Linked DNA regions of Mus musculus: region 1 is linked to region 2. The links are chromatin loops, found by intact Hi-C in ENCODE. Cell type or tissue: left cerebral cortex. All regions are shown on one strand. Region 1 overlaps Ppp2r2c (protein phosphatase 2, regulatory subunit B, gamma). Region 2 overlaps Ppp2r2c (protein phosphatase 2, regulatory subunit B, gamma).

The links. A loop is a pair of places that touch in the nucleus more often than their neighbours do. Peaks named below come from ENCODE experiments on the same cell type or tissue, not always from the same donor. Only the 100,000 strongest peaks of a DNase experiment are listed, where the experiment ranks them.
Region 1: a loop joins it to region 2, with 9 times the contacts of the local background. A loop is called at or near these places in 1 of 42 quality-filtered maps.

What each region holds. Positions count from the first base shown.
Region 1 is chr5:36,889,864-36,893,863 of GRCm38, forward strand. The region is part of intron 1 of Ppp2r2c (protein phosphatase 2, regulatory subunit B, gamma); the gene reads left to right. Among named protein-coding and RNA genes, the nearest start is that of Ppp2r2cos, 15 kb to the left of the region's middle. In left cerebral cortex, no CTCF peak of the experiment used is centred here; DNase peaks (open chromatin) are centred at 1,114, 2,195, 2,708 and 3,608; H3K4me3 peaks cover 241 bases; H3K27ac peaks cover 3,782 bases.
Region 2 is chr5:36,944,906-36,948,905 of GRCm38, forward strand. It overlaps Ppp2r2c (protein phosphatase 2, regulatory subunit B, gamma), which reads left to right. Exons shown (of 9, transcript NM_172994.3): 7 at 2,163-2,332. Among named protein-coding and RNA genes, the nearest start is that of Gm52813, 6.6 kb to the left of the region's middle. In left cerebral cortex, a CTCF peak has its summit at 1,764 (motif pointing right); DNase peaks (open chromatin) are centred at 700, 1,531 and 1,755; H3K27ac peaks cover 1,768 bases.

The DNA of each region.
Region 1 (4,000 bases), 55 kb before region 2:
TTGCACAAAAATCTCAGTAAATACTTTCTGTAAAAAAAAAAATGTTGTAAAAAAATGTTTCTGAAAAAAAGAAGTAATACAGAAAAACAAATGTTTCTGTGGTAACCATGGTTTTCTTCCTCAGTAACCCGGCAGGCCTGGGAAAGCCTTCAGACAGGTAGGCAGGGTGGCTCATGTCTGCAGTCCCAGTACTTGGGAGGCTGAGGCAGGAGGATTGGCATGAGTTCCAAGTTACCATGGATTATAGAGTTGAGGAATTGTTTATTTAAAAAAAGAAGGGAGGGGCTAGAGAGCTCAGTGGTTAGGAGCATTGACTGCTCTGCCAGAGAACCCTGGCTCAATTCTCAGCACACACATGGTAGCTCACAACTGTCTGTAATTCTAGTTCCAGAGGATCAGGTATCCTCACACAGACATACATGTAGGCCAAACACCAAATGTATATAAAAATTAAAAAAAAAATATATATATATATATTTAAAATGGGGGAAAAAAGAAAAAGAAAGAAAGGAATGAGTGAAGGTATGGAAGAAGGAGAAGCCAGGCCCTCTTCCAGGGTGTGTCTGAGTGTCAGGGGCTCTCTGCACGGCACTACAGGACAGTTGGGAAGTTGCATCTCTGCTCTTTCTACCAGTGAGGAGCCTGTGACTCTGAGCTGCAGGCATGTAGCACTTCAATTATTGGGCCTGATGTTAGATACCTAAGTCTCTGAGAGATTGGTCAAGGTTGCACTGCTTCTTGGAAGGAGGCTCTGCAAATAGGCCTTGCTGGCCCTCATGAGGCCTCTCCCCAGAGAAAGGTGGGGATCCCTGGTGTGGTGATCAATGTCCTGTTTTCCATTAAATTGTTAAGGAAACAGTCCCCCTCATCTATAAGGTGGGGAGAAATAAAGGTTAGGCCTCTCTGCGGCCTTATGCCACCCCCTTAGGAAGCCTTTGGGAGCTGAGTTGTGTGGGGACTCAAGTACCTATGATTGGGTCGGGGCGGGGGCTCAGTCTCCGCAGTGTCCCGGGTGAGCTCTGCCTCCTTCCCTTCTCTTTCTCCTGGCACCTCCTCGCCTTCTTCCCAGGCAGGGAAGAATAGCAGCCACTGCTGCGGGGTTATTTCAAGGGGATCCCCATGGAAACGGGGAGTGGGCGGCTCCTCTCAGCCACAGATAGGGAATTGGTTGTAGTGACAGCTTGTCCAACCAGAGTGTGCAAAGGACCTGCTTTGACAGTGGGGTCTGCAGAGGCTGAGGGAGGGTGCTCCCTACATTGTGCTGTATCACCTAGGCTTCCCTGGCTCCTCAGGCACCCCCAAAGTCGAGCTGCACCTGCCAATCTCTTCTTTCTTCAGCCACGCTTAAACTGGGGCTTTTGCCTAGAACTCTGTATTTTTTTTAAAGATTTATTTATTTTATGTAAGTACACTGTAGCTGTCTTCAGACACTCCAGAAGAGGAGATCTCATGAGCCACCATGTGGGTGCTGGGATTTGAACTCAGGACCTTCAGAAGAGCAGTCAGTGCTCTTAACTGCTGAACCATCTCTCCCGCCCCCTAGAGCTCTGTATTTTGAGCCTTTGTTCCTCTCGGGATCTCTTCCTCACCATGGACTAGATAATTCCCAGAACCCCTTCATCTCTCTCACCATTTCTAGCAGCAGTGTTAGTTTTAGCTCCTGGAAAGCTTTGCCCCAGGAAAGTTCTGCAGAAACAATGTGAGCCTCACTTATTCCAGTTGGCGCCTCCTCTGCCTGGCTACACTGTTGTCTGTCTCCTCAATCCTGGGTGGACAGCACAGGTGAAAAAGTCTAGGAGGCAGGGAAGCCACTCAGGAAGTGATAGACACAGGGGAGTGCCCAACAGGTGGAGCCTATATAGTGGGACCCTTCTATTCCTTTATGAACGGTAGGCTTCTGAGCTCTGGGTGTCTCTGCTGCTTCTGCTGGACCTGAGAGACAAATGGTGTTCTTTCAAAAGTTGAAGGGACTTTAGGGTTGAGAGAGGTACCAGTTTATGCCTGGAAAAAGGCTGAGCTAGAATGTAAGCTGAGAGCTTGGCTTCAGCCCAGTGTCTCTGAGGGTTCACTGCCCACTACTGTGGTCTAGCGGCTGGGCCACCTTGGGGTAGGAGCTGAGGAAGAGGGCCTGGAACATTTCTAAGCCAGTGACATCTGGTGTCGGGAATCTGTGAGGGGGAGTGTGGGTAGGGTGTGGTGAGAATGCTGGAGGAGAGCCTCTGACTTCTGGTGTCTCAGGATTTTAACTCATATGTATTAGATGTTTCCTGAGGACCAGGCAGTGCTCTGGGTGCTTGGTTTTAAACTTCAGTGTGCTCTAAGGATAGATAACCATTGTTACTGACTTCTACAGGCAAGAAAAACAAAGCACAGAGAGCGTCAGTGATCTGTCTGGTGGCACTTAGCCAGCAGAACTGAACCAGTGCCCAGAAGTACATGAGACACTGGCCCTCGGGCTCCTTAGAGAGGAGGCACTATAGGCATCTAAAACTATGAGACATAGATTGAGGCCATATAGATCAGGGCCCAGAAATCCTTCTGCCTCTGGTTCTGGGGCCTGATGGATGAAAGGCTGAGAGACACAATGACTCTGTCTGATGCAATGAGGTTTTTTTTAGACCACTCTGAGGATTTGATTAGCAGGTAGCGGACTGAAACCCGTTTGACATGGTGTCCTTAGTTTGTGGCCTCCCTCGTGTTTCTGGTTGGAGGAATTGGGTGCATGGTTGCTAATACATGTATACAAGTGCCTCCAGCAGATCCTGTCTTACCCACGACTATCTGGAACATTCCTAGCTATTGCAGAGAGATGGTCAGGAGTCCCCCTTGAGAGGCATAGAGAGGGGTTTGGGATGCACCGGATCCCAATAGTAATGGAGGTGAAGGTGTTCCCAGAAGTAGCCTGTTAGGACTGCTTCTTTGTTTAGGGCATAGTTCCCATCTAAGCTGGTACCCAGGGAGAATCCATGCACACCGTGGAAGATAGGCAAGATAGACCTGCAGGGTGTATGTGTGTGTGCTGGGAGAGGGCATAGCTCTGCCTTCTTTGCATACAGCTTCCTCCATTGTAAAGAAGTGAGGAGCAGAGGTCATCTTTGCAGATTTCAAAATGCAGAAGTCTTGTCCTTGGCATAGCAGGGTATAGGAAAGTGTGTGTGTGTGTGTGTGTGTGTGTGTGTGTGTGTGTGTGTTTGTGTGTGTGATAATTCTCCCAAACTTCAGAAGCCTAGCATCTGGGCCTGGGTAGGTCTCCTGAGAGTACTGGGGGAAGCTATGTCATCTCCTTAAATGTCAGTCTTTCTGTCTTTGTAACCAAGGGAGTCAAAAGCTCAGATGCTCTGGGTGAGACTTGGTAGGGCATGGCTACACAGGTGGAAGGAAGGGTCTCTTCCCACACACCCTGCTGTCTTCTGTGGAGACTGCCTCTGACTTGGGGACCTGCTCACTTTTCTTATCGGGTCTTTGGACCAGCCTGGAGTCCCAGGCCTTGTCATTGGGAGAAGGCTACAAGCAGTTAAGTGCGTGACCAGGATGAGTTGCTATGCTTGCCGCCTCAGCGGCGTGGGCTGGGTGAAGCTGCACCAAGAGCCATCTGTTTGAAGCCCGTAGACCAGATGGTCTGGTAGGACTCCTGGGGGCAGGGTGGGGAGGGAAGACATTTGCCAAAACACCCAGCATCTTCTAGAGCCTCATCACAGCCCATACTTAAACAGACCAGGAACAGAAAGCCTAGAGTGGCTCAACGACTGGTGACGGTCACACAGCCTGGGGGTGGCAGAGGTGGCACTGGAACACGGGGCTTCTTGGAACCTGGGCTCCTGTGGTTCCAGCTGAGGGCTGTGATCTCAGGCTCCGTGTCTTTGGGCCTTGTCTGGAAGTCTAGACTGTACCCTGCTTTATTATGGTCAGACAGACAGTCTGGGTCCCTACAGCCCTGTATGTATCCTAAAGTACCCTTTGCTCTTTAAAAAAAAATGCACAAAACTCTCCTGATAAAGTT
Region 2 (4,000 bases):
TTTTCTGGAATTTTTTTCTCCGCCTCTAAATAGCCTGTGTAGAACCAGTCCCTACCTGCTTGCCTCCCGACCCCAGACCAGATGGAACCCTAGCCAGGAGCATGCTTGCTAAGCACTCTGACACCAACCATGCCCTCTGCTATGACATCTTATGCTTTGATGTGCTGCTACACAGGCCACTGCCTCTGTCATTGGCCATGTGTGGCTCAACCACAGTATGCATTCTTGGCTGTCATGAGGTTCCCAGGGCCAGAGCCTGTGATGTTCCTCATCAGCCATGATCGTTATTCCAGCTGCACTTGTGTAAAAAGCCTGCAGCTTTCACTAGTCCTTTGCCTCCCACTCCTCTGTTTGAAAAAGCCAGGGTGTGGCTGTCAGAGACTCCCCCAGGGCCCCGCCCACAGCATCCTTTCCTAATAAGATGACACTGCAACTTCCTTCTCACCGAATAAGAAGCACAGTGGAGTCCTGTGTGCGCTCATGCCTGCACTGAGCAGGGGAGGAGGCTGAGGGTCAAAGGAGTACAGTAGTTCCTTAGACCTGTCTGAACCAGACAGGGCTCGGGTGTACTGGCTCTCCTGTATTCCCAGCCGTGGCTTCAGCTCTCCCACAAACACTAGAAATGCAGGTTGTTGTCTGCTAGGCATTGTGGCAGGGTAACCATAGAAACAGCCATTCACGACTCCTCAAAATAGACAGTGATTTCTGCTTTTGATAGCAGAGTCTGCAAGACGTGCTAACAGCTGCTGAGCTGTTCAAGGCTAGCAAACCATTCACTCCTCAGAGTCTCCCAAGATGGAGCCATGAGCGCTCCTTTCTTGGCATTTTGCTCTTCCTCAGCCTCCTCACCATGTTGCCCTGGAGCCTCAAGAGAGCACTCTTCTCTTGGACTTAAAACAACATGTGTGCTTTGAGCAGTTGTGGGGGCTGGAGATCTACTCAGGGTGTGGCCAGGGCTAACTATGATGGAGGCTTTAGGAGCAGCTGTTGCCCTGTCCTTCCCAGCTGCTAAAGCTACCACACCTTGGCTACCACAGCCCCTAGACAGCCAGCACAAATCCCCATCCTGTCCCAAGGTTCTTCATACCAGTGTGGCGGGAAGAGGCCTCTCTGACAGTAAGCTTGGGAGTGAGGCTCAGAGCTTCCCCAGATAAGCTCTTTGTGGGCTTCAGTATAAGGGATAGTGTGGCAGAGAAGATGGAGGGCTCTGAGACTCAGAAATGGGGGCCAGAGCATGTCAGTTCTTCATGGGCCACAACTCAGGACACATTTCACTTTGTCTCTTGGGGATTGGTTGTGTGAGGCTGAGCATGGAATGAACACTCAGTGAGCATTATTGAATCCAGTTTATTAGCCCTTTTATCTCTGCTGGCCTGGGCCACTATTGGGGGCTTTATATGCCCAGAGAGGAAAGATCTGTCCAGAGCCTCTTGGGAGCTGTGGCCAACCCTCTTCTTCCAATGAGGCAATGGGCGGGGCTGTCACTCAATGGTTTCTTGTGGTTGGCTCTACTGAGATGCTTAGGTGGTAACTGACTGCTAGCACCCCCCACTTCCCCTCCCCCCAACTTCCCACAGAGCTCAGGGAGTTAATGCCAGCCCAAAGCAGTTCTAGCCACTGGGGTGTGATTAGCCACAGGTGTCCAATGCACATTCACAAAAGCAGCTCCTGGCCCGAAGACGCAGGACCCGTTAGTACCAGAACCACATCAGGGTCTGGCCTAGAAGATGCTTTCAGGCTTGTGTTCTGAACTGCCAGTAGGGGGCAGCAGAGAGTGTGCAGCAAGCGTAGCTCTGAGATCTGCTTGTGGATTCACTCTCAGTCTTGAGTTTTCTTGTGTATTCAATGGGGGTAATTAGGCTACCACCCCGAAGGTTTTATTAGGGGATTAAGTGAAGTCATTCACAGCACTTCAGTAAATAATCAATTAACACAGTTCCCACAAGGGAGCCCTTCCATGAGCTGGCTTTTCCTCTTTAGAGGGTCCTTAGAGCCCAGGGTTTTGGTAGGTGTTTAGGGAAAGGTTTGATGAATGAATGAATGAATGAATGAATGAATGAATGAATGAATGAATGAATGAATAACGGTACAGATGAATACAGCCAGCTCTGGTTCTGACTGGTCAGGACAGCCAATGACAGCTGCAGATTCTTTCTCCACAGTCTTTGAAGAGCCCGAGGACCCCAGCAACCGCTCCTTCTTTTCAGAGATCATCTCCTCGGTGTCCGACGTGAAGTTCAGCCACAGTGGGCGCTACATGCTCACGAGGGATTACCTCACGGTCAAGGTCTGGGACCTGAACATGGAGGCGAGGCCCATAGAGACCTACCAGGTGTGTATAGAATTCTGGCATCCTCAGGGCCCTCTGCATGGTGTGAGATCTCCCAGGATGCCCCCTCCTCCTTCCTTGTACTGACAACCCACAGGGCTGCCTAGCCACAGGGGCTTTCTGTGGTTGCAGTGTAGATGAAACTGCAGAGAGCCTTTGGGGTAGCTGAGGGGCCTCTGCCTGGGGCTGTCATCTGCATCTAGAGCCCCAGCTTCTGGGGATGGAGGGGAGGAAGGAATAAAGGTCTGTAGTCAGGCCTGAAGTTGGGGTGCAGATGTAACCCCCAGCATCCACAGCCTTACCGGTAAGTAGGTAAGCATGACCCCCGTCATAAACCTCTGTGTGTGAATTGTATTCAGTGGTAGCGTGGAAGATGTTTCTAGATCTTCGGGGTGGTTTTTTTGGAGCCAGTGTTCAGGGTGGACCCCTGAGCACTTCTGGGGAAACTTTATTCATCCTCCCGCCAGACCTCTTGGTGGAGCACAAAGACAAAGCTGGTTTGCTATTAAAATATCAGATGTGCAGCGCAGCTTGTAGGTGTTTGGCGAGGGGGCAGGGCAGGGCTTTTGGGAGACAGCTGCATCTGTGCTGAACCCTAAAGGTGGTCTAGAATTTGGATTGGCAGAAACAGGTTCCGCCATGCCACAAGACACCCCAGCCCTACCCACAGGGCTGTGTCTGTGTGTCAACACACACGTGCCTATCACCTATTCTGTCCTGCTCCAGCAAAGAAGGCGCCGACTACCGGTTCTGCAGACAGGGACACTGGGAAGCTGGAGAGTGACAGAAGAGTCTGAGCTCAGTGGTGGCAGTCCCAAAGCTCACCGCTGCTTGCTGCCCTGCCCTGCTCTGCCCAAACCTGAGGTGTTGTGTCCAGGAGGCAAAGCTTCAGGATGGAGCTCCTACAAGTCCCGTGCTCCCAGCACATCTCCTTGCTGACCTGACGACCCCTCTGTTAGCAGTGGGCAGGGCCTGTGGCTCGCCACTTCTCCAGGTTCTAGCCTGTATATTCTGAGCAGAGACAGACCCTCTTGTGTTCCTCTGAATTGAGGCAGGAAACAACCTCCAAGCTGTGAGGTGACTGGGTCTCTGCTTTCCCAGGGCCCTGGGCTCATCACAACACTGTGGTCATTATTTTAGGGAGGGGTGAGTGTGAAGCCTCTGGGCTTCTCAAAGCCTGTGAGGCCTCAGTGGAATGGCAGCATAACTATTTGGGGAGGGGGATCAAGAGTTGGGACTTTCTGTAAGATTTCTGTAAGCTGTCCTAAGGTATCCTAAAGATTCCAAAATAACAATAATAATGACTACAACTGCCCGTGTCTTTGGGGGTTGACTTTGTGTCCCAGAAATTGTTTGTAGTGAGACTGTGCTTAGCCATCTTGCAGTACTTGGCAGGCGAGAGCTGTTTCCTGCCATCAAAAGGACTCTTGAGGGGCGGGAGAGAAAGCACCATGGTTAAGAGCACTGGCTGCTCTTCCAGAGGACCCAGGTTCAATTCCCAGCACCCACCTGCAGCTCACTGCTGTCTGTAACTCCAGCTCCAGCGGGTTTGACACCTTTACACAGATACACATAGAGGCAAAACACCAGTGCACATAAAATAAAAGTAAATAATTTTAAAAGGAGGAGCCTTTGAGTAGGCTTACAGGAGTGGGATGATCCCAAGACATT